Regions from separate parts of the Homo sapiens genome. Here region 2 is linked to region 1. The links are chromatin loops, found by intact Hi-C in ENCODE. Cell type or tissue: breast epithelium. All regions are shown on one strand. Links, peaks and the distances in the headings refer to the core of each region. The heading gives the core; the rest is flanking DNA.

Evidence for each region. Peaks named below come from ENCODE experiments on the same cell type or tissue, not always from the same donor. Only the 100,000 strongest peaks of a DNase experiment are listed, where the experiment ranks them.
Region 2: a loop joins it to region 1, with 30 times the contacts of the local background. A loop is called at or near these places in 2 of 110 quality-filtered maps.

What each region holds. Positions count from the first base shown.
Region 1 is chr20:17,999,256-18,004,634 of GRCh38, forward strand. No RefSeq gene overlaps it. Among named protein-coding and RNA genes, the nearest start is that of MGME1, 33 kb to the left of the region's middle. RefSeq lists an enhancer at 670-1,171. In breast epithelium, for the core only: no CTCF peak of the experiment used is centred there; a DNase peak (open chromatin) is centred at 2,426; H3K27ac peaks cover 1,320 bases.
Region 2 is chr20:18,068,130-18,073,508 of GRCh38, forward strand. No RefSeq gene overlaps it. Among named protein-coding and RNA genes, the nearest start is that of OVOL2, 13 kb to the left of the region's middle. In breast epithelium, for the core only: no CTCF peak of the experiment used is centred there; no DNase peak of the experiment used is centred there.

The DNA of each region.
Region 1 (5,379 bases), core at 286-5,285:
AGTCCACTGATTCAAATGCCAGTTTCTTCCAGAAACACCTCACAGACACCTCAAAATAATGCTTCGCCAGCTGTCTGGGTGTCATTAATCCAGTTACGCTGACACCTAAGATTGACCATCATAGGTGGTAATTCATTCCTTTACCCGACAAATGTCTTATTGAATATTCATGTCTGCCTTGTGCTAGTTTTTTGCAAAATGCATGGAGCTGACAGTCTAGAGAAAGGGCAAACAATTAATAAGTGAGAAAGTTAGTATGAAAATTACAGATTGACAGTGCCATGAAGAAACAGAGGATCACTGAGCCAGGAGGAGAATTGCAACTTTGGATTGTGTGGTCAGAGAGGGCTCCTCTGAGGGGCGACACATAACATGATACTTGAAGGAGGAAAGGAGGAAACGTGGCCAGCACTGCAGAGAGCCACAGGAAGAATATTCCAGCAGAAGGATCAGCATGTTCAAAGGCCCCAGGGTAGGAAAGAACAGCATGTTACAGGAGCTATAAGAACACAGGGGTGGCCAGAAGGCAGTGGGGAAAGGAAAGGAATTGCAGGCTGCAGAAGTGGGCGGGGGAGCCAGATGATGTCAAACTCAATATGCCATGGTAAGGAGTTTAGATTTTACTCTAAGATGGAAAGACAGGGATAAGCAGGGGAATAAAGCCATTCCATTGCCTTTTAAGAAGAGCGGGGCCAAGTGCAGTGGCTCTCACCGGTAATCCCAGCACTTTGGGAGGCCAAGGCAGGAGATCACTTGAGCCCAGGAGTTCGAAACCAGCCTGGGCAACATAGTGAGACCTCCACCTCTATTTTTTTTTATTTTATCTTATCTATTTTATTTTATTTATTTTGAGATGGAGTTTTGCTCTTGTCGCCTAGGCTGGAATGCAATGGCGCCACTTCGACTCACCGCAACATCTGCCTCCCAGGTTCGAGTGATTCTCCTGCCTCAGCCTCCCGAGTAGCTGGGATTACAGGTGCATGCCAACGCCACCATGCCTGGCTAATTTTTGTATTTTTAGTAGAGATGGGGTTTCACCAGGCTGGTCTCGAACTCCTGACCTCAAACGATCCACCTGCCTCGGCCTCCCAAAGTGCTGGGATTACAGGCATGAGCCACCGTACCTGGCCTAATTTAATTAAAATTATTTAAAAGACGAAGAAGAAGAAAAAGAAGAAGAAGAGGAGGAGGAGGAGGCGGCGGCGGCAGCAGCAGCAGCAGAAGCAGATCAGCATTGTTTGGAGAGCAGAATGCAGGAGGCAAGTGCTGAAGCACAGCCTGGCTGGACTATTATAGACAGAGCTATTATAATAGGAGTCAGCACACTGGCTCATCCACCAAATCCGGCTTGCTGCCTGATACAGTCTTTATACGGTCTGTGAGCATAGAGTTGTTTTTACATTTTTAAATGTTTGGAAAAAAAATCAAAAGTAGAGTCTTTTTATGGCATATATAATTTTTATAAAATTGTAAAGATTCGAATTCCAGTGTCTGTAAGTCAAGGTTTCCTGGAACACAGCATCACCCATTTGCTTTTGACTCTGGCTGCTTTCCTTCTGTAGCTGCAGGTTAAGTCGGTAACAGAGGCTGTATGGCCTGCAAAGCCTCAAGTATTTACTATCTGGACTTCTATAGAGTAAGTCTGCCGACTCTCAGTCTAGATGATAGAAGAGGTAGGCTGGCCTAGAGAAATGGCAGAGGAGGTGCTGGGAAGGAAGATTCGAGATGTATTTTGGGAGCCTTGCCTGAGGGTTTGAATGAGATGAGTGATGAAGAAGTATAAATGGAAGGTAAGTTGTAGGTTTAGGGCATGTGTGTTATTTGCTGACATGGGAAAGGCTGGAGGGAGAAAATCCAGGTCCAGCCCCATCTTTTCTCCTCACTAACACTATCAGTTAGCTTTGCTGTGCAATAAATCACCCAGCCTGGGCAACATGGTGAGACTCGCTTCTAGAAAAAACGGAAAAAAACAAAATAAAACAAACTAGCTGGTTGTGGTGGCACATGCCTGTGGTCCCAGCTACTTGGGAGGCTGAGTTGGGAGGATCGCTTGAGCCTGGGAGATAGAGGTTGCAGTGAGTCATGTTTGTGCCACAGCACTCCAGTCTGGGTGACAGAGTGAGACCTTGTCTCAAAAACAAGTAAATAAAAATCACCCCCAAATTCAGTGGTTTACGACTTATTTCTCATGATTCTGAGGTCAAGCTGAGCATTTCTGGTCTGTGCTGGCTCAAGTAGGGCTAGATGATTTAGGATGTCATCACTTAGATGTCTGAGGGTTGGCCTGGTGTCAGCTGGGGCCATGGAGATGCCTGGGCCTGGTGACTCTCATCCTCCAGAGGGCTAACCTGGGCTCTCATTCACGCAGCAGTAGCAGAAGGATTCCGGACAGCAGCAGAACAAGCCCCAGCACACAGCATTTCACAAGCCTCGGCTTGGGCCGTGCTGACTAATGTCTCGTTTGCCAAAGCAGGTCATGTGGCCAAGGCAAGACCAAAGGATAGAGAAATAAATTCCACCTCTTGCAGAGAGGAGCCAAAAACTCACATGGCAAAGGGCTGTGGAACAGGAAAGGGAACAATGGGCCCATTTTTACAACCCACCATGCTAACAGCATGACCCAGGCAAGTTATCTAAAGCTTTTGAGCCTCAGTGTCCTCGTCTGTAAATGGGTAAAATAATAACTACTTCATAGGGTATTCATAAAGACTAGAAATAGCTGGCACATAACATAGTAGTAGCTGTTTTATTGTTATCATCATAATGAAAAAGTTCAGTCCCTGCTGGGCAAACTCATATTTCCCAAACTCCAGTCACTCCTGTGCCACAAAAAAACTTTGTTTTTGCCATATCTGAGCACCACTTAAGACTATTAAACAGGTTCACTTTTTTTTTTTTTTTTTTTTTTTTAGACAGAGTCTCGCTCTGTTGCCAGGCTGGAGTGCAGTGGCACAATCTCGGCTCACTGCAACCTCTGCCTCCCGGTTTCAAGTGATTCTCCTGCCTCAGCCTCCTAAGTAGCTGGGACTACAGGCGCACACCACCATGTCCTGCTAATTTTTTTGTATTTCTAATAGAGATGGGGTTTTACCATGTTAGCCAGGATGGTCTCGATCTCATGACCTCATGATCTGCCTGCCTCAGCCTCCCAAAGTGCTGAGATTACAGGAGTGAGCCACCGTGCCCAGCCCCACTCTTTTTATTTAAAGAAATTAATTTCAGGCTGGGTGTGGTGGCTCACGCCTGTAATCCTAGCACTTCGGGAGGCCGAGGCAGGCAGATCACCTGAGGTCGGGAGTTCGAGACCAGCCTGACCAACATGGACAAACCTCATCTCTACTAAAAATACAAAATTAGCCAGGAGTGGTGGCACATGCCTGTAATCCCAGCTACTCGGGGGGCTGAGGCAGAAGAATTGCTTGAACCTGGGAGGTGGAGGTTGCTATGGGCTGAGATAGCACCATTGAACTCCAGCCTGGGCAACAAGAGTGAAACTCTGTCTCAAAAAAAAAAAAAAAAAAAAAAAAGAAATTAATTTCAAAAGGAAGCATGAAGCATGTTAACTACTACAATGGGAAGTGACTATCACCTGTCCTAAATAGAAGGCAATAAATACATTTATTTATTGTAAAATAAATACAGTAAACACAAAGCAGTGGCCGAGCATGATGGCTCACACCTGTAATCCCAGCACGCTGGGAGCCCAAGGCAAGGGAATCACTTGAGCTCAAGGCAAGGGACTCACTTGAGCTCAGGAGGTTGAGACCAGCCTGGGCAACATGGGGAAACCCTGTCTCTCCAAAAAAAAAAAAAACGGCTGGGCACGGTGGCTCATGCCTGTAATCCTAGCACTTTGGGAGCTGAGGCAGGTGGATGACCTGAGGTTAAGAGTTCGAGACCAGCGTGGCCAACATGGTGAAACCCCCGTCTCTACTAAAAATACAAAAATCAGCCAGGTGTGGTGGCACACACCTGTAATCCCAGCTACTCAGGAGGCTGAGGCAGGAGAATCGTTTGAACCCAGGAGGTGGAAGTTGCAGTGAGCCGAGATCACGCCACTGCACTCCAGCTTGGGCAATGGAGTGAGACTCCATCTCAAAAACAAACAAACAAACAAACAAACAAACAAAGCTGGATGTGGTGACTCACACCTGTAATCCCAGCACTTTGGGAGGCCGAGGTGGGTGGATCACTTGAGGTCAGGAGTTCGAGACCAGCCTGGCCAACATAGTCTCTACTAAAAATACAAAAATTAGTCGGGCATGGTGGCACATACCTGTAATCCCAGCTACTCGGGAGGCTGAGGCACAAGAATTGCTTAAACCCAGGAGGTGGAGGTTGCAGTGAGCTGAGATCGCACCACTGCATTCCAGCCTGGGCAACAGAGTGAGACTCTGTTTCAAAAACAACCACAAACCAGGGCTAGTAATTCTAACTCACTTCTGCTTTCCAAAAGCAGAATCTGAGGGCTGCTCTCTCTTTTATAAAAGGAAGATATTCGAACAAAAGGCCAGTGACAAAGGCTGTGTTATCTACAGAGATTTTCTTCCAAACAGAATCAGAAATATAGAAAATGGATACACTTTTTTGCGGTGTACTCCAATGTTATTTAGAGCAGCACAGCACAGTACATAAAATTGTCTCAAGTCGTTTAGGAAATGCTGAGGCTAGACCAGAAACAAGAGGGAGAAAATCGCCCGTTTAACAACTTTCCCCTTCATGAAGCTCGAGACACATATAGGACATGGGGCAAAGACCTGGTGTGGCTCAGGGACTTTCCACCTCCTAGCTGTGTAACCTTGAACTCACCTGTCGACATTTGGAGGCCTGGGGATTCTCAAGAAAAATGCAGTTAATGACAGCTTGCCTGCCTCACAGGGTCCCTTAAGAACCAATTGTGAGCCTACATGTCACAAGCCCTCATAGTCTGTAAAATGCTGAATAAATAGAGCAGATTGTAAGGCTATTCCCTGAGGCTAGGCATGAGGAGGTGAGCTGTGAGGAAGGGAGAACCAGCTCATTAACCAGGGGAACAAATGACAGTGTGATGGCATCCCTCCCACATCCATGGGGGCCTCTAAAATCAAGGAGCCAGCCAGTGGTAGGGCCTAGAGATGAGAGGACTGGTGGCCTCTCCAACTGCTTTCCAGTTCCAGGACCTCCAGCTTGTCACCAGGACAACCAGGCAGCCCTCACTCCCTGCACGGCAGCTCAGGTGTCACCCCAGGACATGGAATTGATCGAGAGGCCTCTGCCCCTTCCTTTGGTAGGTTTCTTTGCTGAATGCTCAAGAAGCAGCTCCCTGGTTAGGAATTCCAAGAACTTCTAACTGACAGGGAGTCCCAGCTGTCCCATCATGGAAGGCAGCCACCATATGTG
Region 2 (5,379 bases), core at 51-5,050, 69 kb after region 1:
GCTGGGTTTTCAAGAAAGTTCAACAAAAATCCCAAGGACAGACAAAGAGAGGCTGTGGTTTCAGGCTAGTAATGTTGGATTTCTAAACCAGGAAAGTAAGAACAATTATTATTATTATTATTATTATTTTGAGATGGAGTTTTGCTCTTGTTGCCCAGGCTGGAGTGTAATGGTGTGATCTCAGCTCACTGCAACCTCTGTCTCCCACGTTCAAGCGATTCTCCTATCTCAGCTTCCCAAGTAGCTGGGATTACAGGCTAAGTTTTTGTATTTTTAGTAGAGACGGGGGTTTCACCAGGTTGGTCAGGCTGGTCTCAAACTCCTGACCTCAGGTGATCCATCCACCTCAGCCTCCCAAAGTGCTGGGATTACTGGCATGAGCCACTGTGCCCAGCCAGAATAATTATTATTATTTCACTGTGTATATATATAATATACACTCTTGTCTGTAAAATATATTTTACGACAATTTTTATTGAGGTATAATTGACAAAAATTGTATATATTCAAGGTATAGGTGATGTTTTGCTATACATATACATTGTGAAATGATTACTTTAGTCAAGCTAATTAACATATTCATCACCTCACAGAGGTACATGTGTATGTATATATGTGTGTGGTGAGAATACTTAAGATCTCATCCATTAGCAAATTTCAAGTATACAATACAGTATTATTTACTATAGTCACTATGCTGTACATTAGATCTCTAGAGCTTATTCATCTAATTACTGAAAGTTTGTAACCTTTGGCCAACATCACCCCTTTTCCCCTACCCCATCCCCCGGTAACCACCCTTCTACTTTCTCCTTCTATGAATTTGACTTTTTAAGATTCCACATGTAAGTGAGATTATGCAATATCTGTACTTCTTGTCCTCCAGGTTCATCCATGTTGTAGAAAATGGCAGAATTTCCTTCTTTTTTAAGGCTGAATAACATCCCATTATATATGCATATTTTATATATATTTTACATTTATATATTATATATTAACAAGCCACAAAAGAAAGGTATATATCCAAAGGAATTATACATTATATATAATAAATAAAATATAGCCAAGAGTGGTGGCTCATGCCTGTAATCCCAGCTACTCGGGAGGCTGAGGCAGGAGAATGGCTTGAACCTGGGAGGCAGAGGTTGCAGTAAGTGGAGATCACTCCATTGCACTCCAGGCTGGGAGATAGAGTGAGACTCCATCTCAAAAAAAATTAATTAATTAAAAATATATATATATACACTATATAATATATACACATGTTCTTTATCCATTCATCTGTGGATGAACACTTCAGTCGTTTCCATATCTTGGCTACTGTGAATAATGTTGCAGTGAACACAGGAGTGGGGATATCTCTTTGAGATACTGATTTCATTTCCTTTGGATATATATCCAGAAGTAAGATTGCTGGATCATATGGTAGTTCTATTTTTATTTTTTTGAGAAACCTCCCTACTATTTTCCACAGTGGCTGTACCAATTTACATTCCCACCAACAATTTCTGAGGGTTCCCTTTTCTCCACATCCTTGCCAACACTTGTTATTTTTTGCCTTTTTGATAATAGTCACCCTAACAGTTGTGAGGTGATATCTCATGGTGGTTTTGATTTGCATTACACTGCTGATTAGTGATATTGACTACATTTTCATGTACCTGTCAAGCCAGTTTGTATGTCTTCTTTGGAAAAATGTCTATTCATGTCCTTTGCCCATTTTTAAATTGGGTTATTTGGGGTTTTTTTTGTTATTGAGTTGCATGACTTCCTTATTTATTTGGGGTATACTCTTACTGAATATATGATTTGCAAACATTTTCTCCTATTCCATGGGTTGCTTTCTCCTTTTGTTGATTGTCACAATAATTTTTTTTTTCTTTTTTTTTTGAGACAAGGTCTCACTCTGTTGCCCAGGCTGGAGTGCAATGGCATGATCTTGCCTCACTGCAACTTCCACCTCCCGGGTTCAAGAGATGCTCCTGCCTCAGGCTCCCAAGTAGCTGGGATTACAGGCACCCGCCACCACACCGGGTTAATTTTTGTATTTTTAGTAGAGACAGGGTTTCACTATTTTGGCCAGGCTGGTCTCGAACTCCTGACCTCAGGTGATCCACCCAGCTCAGCCTCCCAAAGTGCTGGGATTATAGGCGTGAGCCACTGCGCCCGGCCGTCACAATAATTTTTAAAAGAGAAAACCTAATCAGTTAGAATAGTGGGCATGTGTCATGCTTATAGGAACCTGCTGCACACCTTTATGCTTGGGCAATTTCCCACTTATGAGTTAACTTCCTCACAACAGAGTCTGCAAATTACTTTCCCAGACTCCATGCTACTGAGTGCAAGCGTGTGACCCAAGTTCTATGGCTGGGATTTTCCCATAGACTCCAGTTAAAAACAAACAACATAAACAACATGAACCAAGACGAGCTGCCAGTGTCTGCTGGGGCAAGGGTGACGGAGAGAGACCTCCGAAGCTTGGAGGGTGCTGTGGCCAGGTTCCTGGTGGTCGAGCCCTGTACTCAGCGAGAATGGTAGTTAGTTACTCAGGCATCCTGGACAGAGATGGCTGAAACAGACACCCTCGCAGGAGTGGCCTGCACTTTAATTTGAGCATCGATTCAGGACGCTTCCTTGCAAGATGGAGTCTCCATCTCCCGAGATTCCATGAGCTACCTAGCAGTGTTTAACACACTCCTTTTCTGATTCAGCTGGCTACAGTGAGTTCTGCTGCCACATCCTGGGTCATCGATTCTGCCATTGGTGTCCTAGGACAGCATTAAGACCTTCAGCTGTCTTCTGATTGAGGACAAGATCATGGTGTCTCATCGTCCCCACCCCACTGTAATTCAAAATAAAAACAATGCTAAACCACAAAATAGGTACTTGTCTTTTTTTTTTTTTTAGATGGAGTCTCACTCTTGTCACCCAGCCTGGAGTGCAATGGTGCGATCTCAGCTCACTGCAACCTCCACCTCCTGAGTTCAAGCAATTCTCCTGCTTCAGTCTCCCCTATTACAGGCGTGTGCCACCACGCCTGGCTAATTTTTGTATTTTTAGTAGAGACAGAGTTTCACCATGTTGGCCAGGCTGGTCTCGAACTCCTGACCTTAGGTGATCTGCCCGCCTCAGCCTCCCAAAGTGCTGGGATTACAGATGTGAGCCACCGCGCCCAGCCTATGCTTATCTTAAATCTCCACTTTCTAGGCTATTTTGCAAGGTTCTGGTTAGACTCGTCAAAGCAGAATCTCTCTCTTTGTCTCTCTCTCTTTCTCAGCCCCTCTCCTTTGTCCTCCTGCTTTTCTGGTGTCCTAAATTTATTCCTAATCTGCCTCTAGTCTTGCACTGTCCAAATAGGAACTGCAGTTGGTTACATGTGGCTACTGGCTATTGAGCACTTGACAGGTGGGTAGTCTGAAATGAGATGTGCTATAAGGGTAAAATACACACCAGATTCCAAGTATTTAATATGAAAAAAATAATGTAAAACATTAACTGTTTGTATATTCATTTACATGTTGAAATGATAGTGTTTTGGATATATCAGGGTAAATAAAATATATTATTAAAATCAATGTTTTAAACTTTTATTTATTTTAAATTTTTTTTTTTTTTTTTTTTTTTTTTGAGACGGAGTCTCGCTCTGTCGCCCAGGCCGGACTGCGGACTGCAGTGGCGCAATCTCTGCTCACTGCAAGCTCCGCTTCCCGGGTTCACGCCATTCTCCTGCCTCAGCCTCCCCAGTAGCTGGGACTACAGGCGCCCGCCACCGCGCCCGGCTAATTTTTTGTATTTTTAGTAGAGACGGGGTTTCACCTTGTTAGCCAGGATGGTCTCGATCTCCTGACCTCATGATCCACCCGCCTCGGCCTCCCAAAGTGCTGGGATTACAGGCGTGAGCCACCGCGCCTGGCCTATTTTAAATTTTTTTAAGAGATGGGAATCTCACTATGTTGCCCAGGTTGGAGTCCAGTGGCTATTCACAGGCACAATCACAGCTCACTGCAGCCTCGAGCTCCTAGGCTCAAGGGATCCTCTTGTTTCAGCCTCTCTAGTAGCTGGGACTACAGGGCCATGCCACCATGTGTGGCTCTTTAAAAAACTTTTTATGTGGATACTAGGAGATTTCATATTACACCTGTGGTTCACATAGTCCCTCCCTCCCTCCCTCCCTCCCTCCCTTCCTTCCTTCCTCCCTCCCTCCCCTCCTCCCTCCTTCCCTCCCTCCCTCCCTCCCTTCCTTCCTTCCTCCCTCCCTCCCCTCCTCCCTCCCTCCCTTCCTTCCTTCTTTTCTTTTCTTTTCTCTTCCCTTCCTCCCTCCCTCCCTCCCTCCCTTCCTTCCTTCCCTCCTTCTTCCTTTCTTTTGAGATGGAGTCTCATGCTGTCACCCAGGCTGGAGTGCAGTGGTGCAATCTCAGCTCACTGCAACCTCTGCTTCCTGGGTTCCAGTGATTCTCCTGCCTCAGCCTCCCAGTTAGCTGGGATTACAGGCGCCCTCCACCAAGGCTAATTTTTTGTATTTTTAGTAGAGACAGGGTTTCACCATGTCAGCCAGGCTGCTCTCAAACTCCTAACCTCGTCATCCGCCCGCCTTGGTCTCCGGAAGTGCTGAGGTTACAGGTGTGAGCCACTGCGCCTGGCTGTTCACATTGTATTTCTACTGGACAGTGGTTCTAGACTATTTAGACTGACATGAAGAGCCTGTATTGTTCTGGAAGGCTCACTTCAGGTATTCCTCCAATGTTCCTGATCAGCATTCGATTGAGTGGGGGATGAGAAGGAGATTGCATTGAAAGGCCAGTGATTTGGCTTTGAAACCTGGCTCTGCTACTGATAAGCTCTAGGGATATAGTGGCTCAGTCAGTCTGAAAGCCTCAAAAGCAGGGAAACTGACAGTGCAGCCTTCAGTCTATGGCCAAAGGCCCGAGAGCCCCTGGCAAATCACTGGTGCGTGCCCAAGAGTTCAAAGGCGGAGGAACCTGGAGTCTGATGTCCAAGGGCAGGAGGAGTGGAAGGGAGGATCCAGCACGGGAGGAAGATGAAAGCCAGAAGCCTCAGCAAGCCAGCTCATCCCACCTTCCTCCACCTGCTTTGTTTTATCCCTGCTGGCAGCCCATTAGATGGTGCCCACCCATGCTGAGGGTGAGTTCTTCCTCTCCCAGTCAGCTGACTCAATGTCAGTCTCCTCTGGCAACATCCTCACAGACACACCCAGAAACAGTACTTTACCAGCCATCTAGGCATCCTTCAATCCAGTCAAGCCAACACCTGATATCAACTATCACACTAGGAAAATCAAATGGGATCATATTTGTGTATGTGCTTGTATGAAGAATTATGCTACTGTTCAGATAACAAGGCTGGGCACAGTGGCTCACG